3 separate regions of the Homo sapiens genome follow, and regions 2 and 3 are each linked to region 1. A link is a contact called in ENCODE Hi-C data. All regions are on one chromosome and are shown on one strand. The core of a region is the stretch at or near the end of the contact, and the rest is flanking DNA. Distances in the headings are between cores, read along the strand shown. Region 1 holds the start of AMER1 (APC membrane recruitment protein 1). Region 2 holds the start of EFNB1 (ephrin B1). Region 3 holds the start of YIPF6 (Yip1 domain family member 6).

Region 1 (2,808 bases), core at 97-2,596:
GTCCACCTCTTACCAGTTCAGCAGCTGGATCTTTTCAAGACTGTCAGGACCCAGAAGCAGCAGAGAACACTCCTGCAATGCAAAAATAGCACGCATTGTTCTCTAATCCTTCTCTCTATCCTCAGCTTTAATCCACCCACCTCCCTTTTTAGACACACACAGAGTTTTAGGGCTGGGCCTTCTGGATATTCTTGAACTAGTGGTGGAACTAGATTCTTTGCTGCCTCAGCTCACCTGGCCCTGGCAGCCACTGATGCCACTTAATGTCCTTAGGCTAGAGACCCAAGTTCGCCGGGCTCCCTGCCACATCCCACACACAGTAGCAGACAAGGCTGGTACAGGCCTCCTCACTTTGTCCTCAGCCTGACCTCCGGTTTGGGCCCAGACAAGATTTTCCTCTCAATATTTAGACTTTTCAAGGAAAAAGGCCTGCCGAAAGCCAGGCTCACAAAGGATGGGGGAAGGGGGACTCTGGAGACCTTGGGGATTCCCTCCACATTCCATAGAAGGTGCGAAATTTGGGTGAGGGTCAAACTATGGAAACAGGTATCATCTCAGAGAAGAAAAGTGAAAGCAATCCTGGAAAGGGAGCCCGGGGCTCTGGATTCCAAATTGGCCCTTGTCGCCGGCAGGCTGGGTAACTGTGGGGAGGGACTTTCCCCACTCTGGGCAGCAGAGGGCCCGTCGGTAACGGGTGGAAGTTGGCCTCTATGGTCTCTAAGGGCACTGGTGTGCCAGAGAGGCGGACGAAGTTAGGGCGCAGGCGCTGCAGCTAGCTTTCCTGGCAGGTGAGTCCCTCCTCTGGGTGGCCTGGCGGCGCGATCCGCAGGGCCTTGTCTCTACGACTAAGGATAGGCCGGCCCTTAGGTTTCTGCAGTCTTCCCAGATTCCTCAACCTCTCTGCCTCGTTACTCCCCGCCGGCCTCTAGCTCAGGAATAAACGTCCTGGTGGCGGCCAGGGCACAGTACCGCGAATGCACAGCGGCCACAGAAATGGGAGTGCGTGAAAACCGAAACCGATCCGGCGAGCCCCATCCGGGCAGGACTGGCTCCTTGAGGCCACGGTGTAGCCACGCCACTACCAGCCCGGCGTGGGGGCGGGAGTGGGGAGCCCCAGCCAGTGGTTCCGCACCCTCTCCGCCCCCTGCCAACACCACGCCTGCACTTATTTGCATTTAAAGAGAAACGCACCAAGGAAAACAGTGGGCGGGCCGGGGCACGCCTTCCCACCATAGCGATTGGGCCATATGCCTGCCAATCAGGACGCAGATGCCCCACCCGGTGGCCTTGGAGTACTGGGGGAGGGGGTATGGGGGAGCTACCCAAAGCCTGGGGAAGGGGAGTCAGTGCTGGAGGTGACTGGAGCCGCGGCGACGGCGGCAGCAGCTGCGGTGGCGGCGCTCTCAGCCGTGGCAGCCGAGGCTGCAGCCCGGCCCAGGGCGGCTCAGCGGACAATAACCGGGCTAGGAACCTGACCGGGCTGGGTAAGCGTTGCGTACAGCCAGGAGCCTCCGCCTGCCCGCGGTCGGGTGCATTCCCGCGTGCTCTGCTCCTACGGACTGGAGGAGGGCACTAAGGACTAGGCGGGTCGGAGTCCCGGTCGCTCGCCCCTCTCCTTTGGAACCCGCTTTGCGGACTGTCGGGTGGAGAGGCAGAGCGGCCTTGAGTCCCCTGGGCACAAGCGACCACGGCTGGGGGGAGGGGGGTTGGGGAGGGCGGGTAGGAAGGCAGGCTAGCCTGGGCCAAGCCTCCCGGCTTTCGGGGGGGCGGGGATGGGCCCGCACGTGCTGCCGCACAGTCCCGGGAAGGGCGCCGCCAGCCAGCACCCCAAGCCATGCATTTGTAGGCCAGGAGCTCTGCAGCTTTGTTGTAGCACATTTGCTGGAACAGCTGTGTAACGCGGGTACCGCTCACCCCTCTCTCCGGCTGCCTGGCTGCCGCCCCTCCCCTCCCCTGTGCATCTCCAGCCTCTCCCTCCTTTCTGCGGACTCAAGCTGGCGTGCTGGCTTGGGCCCGACGGAGACCGGCTTTGGCGTGGATTGGGACATCCACAGACTGCCCCCTCCCCAGAGGAGCTCAGTTGGGCCTGTGGGCTGAGCTCAGTCGCACACTTCCCTTCAGAACCTTGGCCTTGTGGCCCCAACTAGCCGCGCCCCTCCTCCTGGGCCTCCGGGCGCATCTGGCGCCCGCCCCCGCGGTCGGGCAGGCTGGCTGGCAGCCGGGCTCTTGCTGGTCCTTGGGTTAGAGCAGCGGCGCAAGCTAGTCCTTGAGTTAGAGCTGCAAGGCCGCTTTGTCTCCCGCCTCGCCTCGCCTCACCTCCTTTTCCCTTGGAGGATACTGGCCGCGTTTTCCTCTCCAGCCTCCCGTTTAAAAATAGCAATAGGCACGGTGTTTGGGGGGCATTTCCTTGCCAGAGGCCGAAGGAGCCCTCATTGTAGTACGGAACGTATCATACCATCTCTGTGTACAGGAGAGCTAGCGAGGTGGCCAAACCCTCCAACTTCGCAGTTACTTAACATACCCAGCCCGCCAGGCCCCTGTCATTGTCTGCTGGAGACACTTCTGACACTGGTGACCGCCCGAACGCTGGACTTTGCTTGGCTCCCCCGGTGGTGAGGGGCTGTGCCCGCTACATGCGTCACAGCCCAAGCGCCTAGGCGGCAGCTGGACTGGCCCCGCAGAGCTGGTCTCCGTTTGGCCAGGCTGCTTTCGGCAAGGGCCGCGGGGTCAAGGCGAGCCTTGTTCCACACACAAACATCTTCCTCTGCGGCTCTGCCTGCCTGCTGCAGCGGCGTGGGCATGGGCAAG
Region 2 (2,808 bases), core at 206-2,705, 4.6 Mb before region 1:
GAGACAGCAAAGCAAAAAGCCAGGGAGGAAAACAGGGAAGAAAGAGAAATGAAAATGGGAGAAGCCCGAGTGGGGATGTTGGCGCTGCCACCCACCCCAAGCGCCGGGTCCCGCTCTGTGTTCCCTCCACAGCTACGCAAACGAGGAACCCGTGTTCTGGCCTCGTCCCTCGCCCGAGTCAAGCTCGCTCCTGGAGCGGCTCTCGGCGAAAATCACCACGTTCCCAGGGGCCCCGGAGGGAGCTGCGTTCTCGCCTCCACTCAGTTCTCCGGTGCGCTCTCGGGCGCCCGGACTCCCCAGCTCCGCCTGTGCGACCACCTCGACTTCATCCAAGACGTGCAGAGGCAGGGGGTGGGAAGCCCGGGGGGTCACAACCCAGCCAAGTGCCCCTACCCCACCCCGCCGCACCCTGCTCCATCCGCCCGCCCGCAGGAAAACACTCGAAAAAGCCGGAGACAAAATGAGGCGCCGCTCCTCCTCCGAAGACCTCCCCACATGCACTCCGGGGCGTGCGGCCTCACCCTGAAGGAGTGCCTCCCACCCCAGCGTCCAGAGGAGATAAGTTACTCACTTGGGGTTGAGGGAGCTCCAGGATACGGGCTCCAGGTTCTTGGCCAGCGGTGTGGCGAGCCGGCACAGCGCCCACACGACCATCGCCACAAGCCACTTGCCGAGCCAACGCTGCCCAGGCCGAGCCATCTTCCCGGGGGCAGACTGCACTTCGGGATCCCTTGGCGCCTCCTCACCAAAGCTCGCCTCGCCTTCCTCTGCCGCGCTGCGCTCGGAGCCGCTCAGGCGCCCATCCTCCGCAGCCGCCGGCCTTGAAGTGCTCCCCTCCCGCCGGCTTCGGTGTCGCTCTTCTCCGCCCGGCCGGCCAGGAGGACTCACTGGGCAGCCGCCCCCAACCCGGGCATGGGCTTCGGCCCCCGAGGGCTCGTTCTCCTGGGCTCTCCGCTGCCGCACGAGGCGCGACGGGGGCTCTGCGCCCCCGGGTGATCCCGCCCGATTCCGCTCGACTTCCCGAGACGCTTCGGGGCTGCGCGCCCTCTCCCCGACGGGGTCTTCCCGCAGAGGTCTCGGTGACCGCCCCGACGCCTCGACCGTCCCGGGATCGCTGTCCCTTGGAAGAAGTGGGGGTTTCCCCACAGCACAAGCTCGGTCCCCGGGCTCCCGACTGGGCCGCCCTGGCACGGGCTCCGTTCCTCCGGGCCACACTGGGACTCCGGGCTACGCGCCCCCGGACAGCTTCTACTTCAGCGCGGGCCCTGCTCAGTGTACTTAGAAGAGCGGGGAGATGCTGCCGAGCGAGCCAGTCCCATTAGTTTGCGCCCCCGAAGCCTCGGCCGGGTAGCCCGGCAGCCTCGCGTCGCCGAGTCCTGGCTCCCGGGCGATCGAGCCCGAGGGTCTGCGGCCAGTGCGAGCCTCACAAACCTCCCACTGCTGTCCAGCTCGCATAGACTCCCTCCGCTGCCGCTGTGCTGTCTACTCCCTTGCTCAGGCGAACGCAAGGCCAACCCTGCTCTCTTAGCCAATAGCAAGCTCAGTGGCGGGGTCCTTGCCCCATACCACGCCCCCAGAGCAGGAAGGGGGCGGGGTTTCAGGGAGCTCTTAAGGACGCCGCGCGCCCGATGGCACCAATCTGAGTGTGCGGCTCGTGCGGTTAGGGTTGGGTCCCTCTCAGTCCTGTTCCCAGAGAGCTCAACCCGTGGGAAGTTGGCACTCTCAAGAGCTGCCGGCCTGCTCTCCTCTCCACGCGTCTGGTCAACACCCCAGCCCACTGACCCTGTCCCAAGTACCCCAGGAAAGTATTTCCATTTTCTTTTTACACACAGGACCCCTGAAGTCCTGCTCTGTGCCCACCTCCGTGTCAAGGACAGCCTGTCTGCTCCTCGTCCAGTCCCACGTAAGGCTTTAGTGGGCTTTCCTCCTCTCGCCCTCAAAATGCACTGTCTGCTTGCACTTGGACCCGGAGTCAGGAACATAAAAGTGAGAACAGTGGGAGGGGGAAACTGGTGAGGGTCCAGTACTTGATTGGGGTTAGAGGTGGGGCGGGGAGCAGGGTGGGGTGTGGTGGGGAGAGAAGGCGTGTTCATCGCCCCTGGGGACCAGGCCTTCGGAATCTCAGCTTTCTGGGGGAGCCTTGTGGGACCTCTGGAGCCAAGATTTAGTCTTGTCCTGTCCGAAGGCGCGGGCAAGGTCCCGGGATAGGCAAGCGGGGATGAGAGGGCACGTCGATAAAGAAAGACACCTCGAGGGCAAAGAGGAAAAAGCACAGGGCATGAGACTTTTGAAAAAGCAAAAGCGGGCATCCTGGACCGGAGAAGCCGGACTCCAGCCTGTCCCGGCCTCGCCATCTGGGTCTTTGTCTCCCAGCCCTGGCCCATTCTTCCCGCCCCGCCTTGCCTCTTTGCTTATAACTTGGCTCGATCCCATAGCTCAGACCTTCCAGGTCCGACCCACTCTCGCTGGTCGGACCCCAGAGGACGTACCCACGTGCTAATGTCTCCCCCTGCTGGACTTCCATAGCACTGCGGGCGCCTGGGATAAACCCGGAGCTTGCCATAGCACAAGACCTGGGACAGGCGTAGCCTTGGCAAAAACCGTCACCCTGTATGGGGAGGAAGGGAAAGAACTAGAAGGATATCTGAGTTTGGGGTAGGCTTAGGGACTGCCAAGAATACAAGGTCTCCCCACTTTTTCTTTATGGAGATAATTAGATGAGCAACATTCCCAAAGTGCTCCACCATTCACACAGTTTCATGTCCATCATCTCGCTTAATAGGTGACTGAGCTACTGCGTTTCTCAGT
Region 3 (2,808 bases), core at 182-2,681, 4.3 Mb before region 1:
TAGCTGGACGTAGTGGCAGGCGCCTGTAATCCCAGCTACTCAGGAGGCTGAGGCAGGAGAATCACTTAAACCCCAGAGGTGGAGGTTGCAGTGAGCTGAGATTGTGCCATTGTGCTCCAACCTGGGTGACAAGAGCAAAACTCCGTCTCAAAAAAAGAAAAAGAAAAAAAAAGAGGAAAGGGAAGAACCATTTACTGAGCAACTACTATATAACTAAACACATTGAGAAGAGGGACAGGAGCAGAATATTGACCTCATTATACTCCTCAGTTCATGGTACTGATAGTATTAGACACGTTACATAAATTATGCCATTTGATCTTTCTAAAAACTGTTTTGAGGCAGGTATTTTTATCTCCATTTTACAGATGAAGAAACACCCTCCCTAAAATGACTTGCCGAAACTCACAAAGTGGGTGGATTCCATCCCAAGTAAAGTTTAACTCCAAAGCCTGTGTTCTTAAAATACTTGTCCACACTTTGGGCTTGCAGTGGAAATTCTATCCCTTGCAGAGACAGGAGCAAGAGAGTATAGTGAAGATGGCCGGGCACAGTGGCTCACGCCTGTAATCCCAACACTTTGGAAGGCCGAGGCAGGAGGATAGCTTGAGCCCAGGAATTCGAGACCAGCCTGGGCAACATGGTAAAACCCCGTCTCTACAAAAAAATACTAAAAATTAGCCTGGTGTGGTGACACGCACCTGTGGTCCTAGCTACTAGGGAGGCTGAGGTGGGAGGATCACGTGAGCCTGGGAGGCAGAGGTTGCAGTGAGCAGAGACCGCGCCACTGCCCTCCAGCCTGGGTGACAGAGTGAGACCTTGTCTCGATTTTTAAAAAAGTAAAAAATAAGAAAGGAGAACAAGTATGGTGAAGAGAATGGCAAGGAGCTGCGACAGGGGTTAAACCTGGCCTACTGGGGTCACTGAACAAGTCAATACTAAAGTTATAAGCAACAAAACGTTAATGTCCCACGGGAAGCAATCTCTCATTATTCCTTCAACAAAGGCTGGTGACAGGTTTTGATAAAATGAGGGGACAGCAGAAGAAAAGATAACTTAAGAAATCACCTAAAGTTCGCCATTTAACACAATGTAGGGGACGATGACGAGACCTGGGAGGATGGGAAAGGAAAGATCGGAGTTTCACAAAAAGACCTGGAAGGAACCACGAGGGCAGGGGGCAAAGCGGTTAGCGCAAAGAACAGGTGCAGTGTTGGGACTGGTTCTGGCATCGGGTACAAGAAGGGCCTGCCGGGCGGAAGGAGCTCCGGCTCTCAGGCCACGAGCCCGTCCCCCGACTTCTTTAGGGGGCACTCTGCCTCACCCTCGGTCCCTTTTGTCGCAGATCCCAAGCTCACCAGGGGCCTGGGCGATGCTGTCCCCGGGTCTCCTGGAGACTCCTCCGCTTCCGCCATCTTGGCCCTCCTTCTCCCGGGTCGCTCCCACAGGTCTTTGCGGAACCTGCGACGTGGAGGCCACTGCCGGTCAGCGCGTCATCGCGTGACGGCCGCGTCACCTAATGGCGCCTGGCAATGGCCGGCGGCCCCGGCCCTTCGCTGTCCCTCGGTCCTCGGGGTGTCAGGGACAGCTCCGCGTCGCCTTGTCTCGCTTCTTCGGGGCCACGGGTCCAGCTAGACACGCTTAGCCTTTAACACTCAAGCCGGATTCTCAGACCGCTCCTTCGCTCTCGCGACCACGGCTGCCCTCTCCACCCCACCGACTCCCGCCCATTTCCCGTTCTCAGGAGTTGGCTTGGAGTGCCAGACCCTCGATCACGGCACCTCTAGGAAAGAGCCTGCCTCTCTTCCTTCCCTTCCCCGGCTACCGAGCGACTTCAAGTTTTCGTGCGCCGGAATGACGGGCTCAAGCCCCAACCTCCTGCTCCCTCCGCCGCCGCCCCTGCCCCTCTGACTCTGCGCCTCTCCTGCTGCTCGCAAGCCTCTTCCCACTTCCTTGACTTTTATAAACCTCTCTACTGCCTCCACGCCGACCCTCCAGGATTACTTTTCTCCAGCACCTCTGGCGGTGGGCAGGGAAGAAGCTTCATTGGCCAAACTTGTTAATCCCACTTCAAAAGTTGCTAAACCATTTGGAGCAAGTACTGAAAATGTTCAGGGTCTAAAAGAGAGTAACTATTGTGACAATAACTTAAAAGATAATCTTCATGTCCCAACCTGTTTTCCTTATCTCATCCTTTTGGGCTTTCAAGGTATTTCTGGTCCCAGTTTACGTTGGCCCCAGGCTAAAATGTAGTCAGACAGGGCAGCCATTGTTGACAGCATCAGCATCCAGGATACCTGGGTGCCCTTTGGTGGTGTTAAGCATTTAACCAACAAGGCAGGGGATGGCTGTGAAATAAAAGTGTTTTATATTTTTGGATAGGCAATCCAAGTAGTAAATTTAAGGAGGAAGAATGTGGAATGTGGAGGGACAAAATTCCAAACGAATGGAGGTGTTTTTTTTTTTTTTTTTTGGTGTTTGTTGTTTTGTTTTGTTTACGATAATTCCCCTTCAGACCAAGCACAATTTTAGTACTTGCACAAATACTGGTGGAAGTGATATTAAAATTTAAGCCAGTAGACATGAAATCTTTTTGCAATTGCAAGGGAATATCATGTACAAATGTCCCAACCCCAGCCTGAGCTTCTCACCTCATCCTCCCACCCCATGATTACCAGATCACTACCTCCCGTCCCACTTCCCTGAGGCCATTGATAACGTCTGCTATTTCCTTGCCAACCTCCAAAATTAGCTATTTCTCCCTAGCCACAAGCCCCTCGCTTCTACCCCTTCTAACCTCATCTATTG

The links. Hi-C counts contacts between places; a loop is a spot of excess contacts on that map. Pooled maps may share reads with other maps.
Region 2: a map of CD4-positive, alpha-beta T cell shows a loop between it and region 1 (25-fold over the local background). The contact joins the promoter of EFNB1 here to the promoter of AMER1 in region 1. A Hi-C loop is called at or near these places in 2 of 168 maps with a recorded cell type or tissue (CD4-positive, alpha-beta T cell and CD8-positive, alpha-beta T cell) and 7 of 50 pooled maps.
Region 3: a loop to region 1 is called in a pooled map, with 10 times the contacts of the local background. The contact joins the promoter of YIPF6 here to the promoter of AMER1 in region 1. A Hi-C loop is called at or near these places in 6 of 50 pooled maps.

The regions. Positions count from the first base shown.
Region 1 is chrX:64,204,246-64,207,053 of GRCh38, reverse strand. AMER1 (APC membrane recruitment protein 1) reads left to right here and starts at 1,346. Exons shown (of 2, transcript NM_152424.4): 1 at 1,346-1,484. LOC112268307 reads right to left here and starts at 1,108. Exons shown (of 4, transcript XM_047442706.1): 1 at 970-1,108; 2 at 14-72. The coding sequence starts at 1,035. RefSeq lists an enhancer at 810-969 and silencers at 1,100-1,199, 2,180-2,239.
Region 2 is chrX:68,827,668-68,830,475 of GRCh38, reverse strand. EFNB1 (ephrin B1) reads right to left here and starts at 1,455. Exons shown (of 5, transcript NM_004429.5): 1 at 572-1,455. The coding sequence starts at 699.
Region 3 is chrX:68,497,674-68,500,481 of GRCh38, reverse strand. YIPF6 (Yip1 domain family member 6) reads right to left here and starts at 1,431. Exons shown (of 7, transcript NM_173834.4): 1 at 1,359-1,431. The coding sequence starts at 1,415. RefSeq lists enhancers at 1,313-1,792, 1,591-2,265.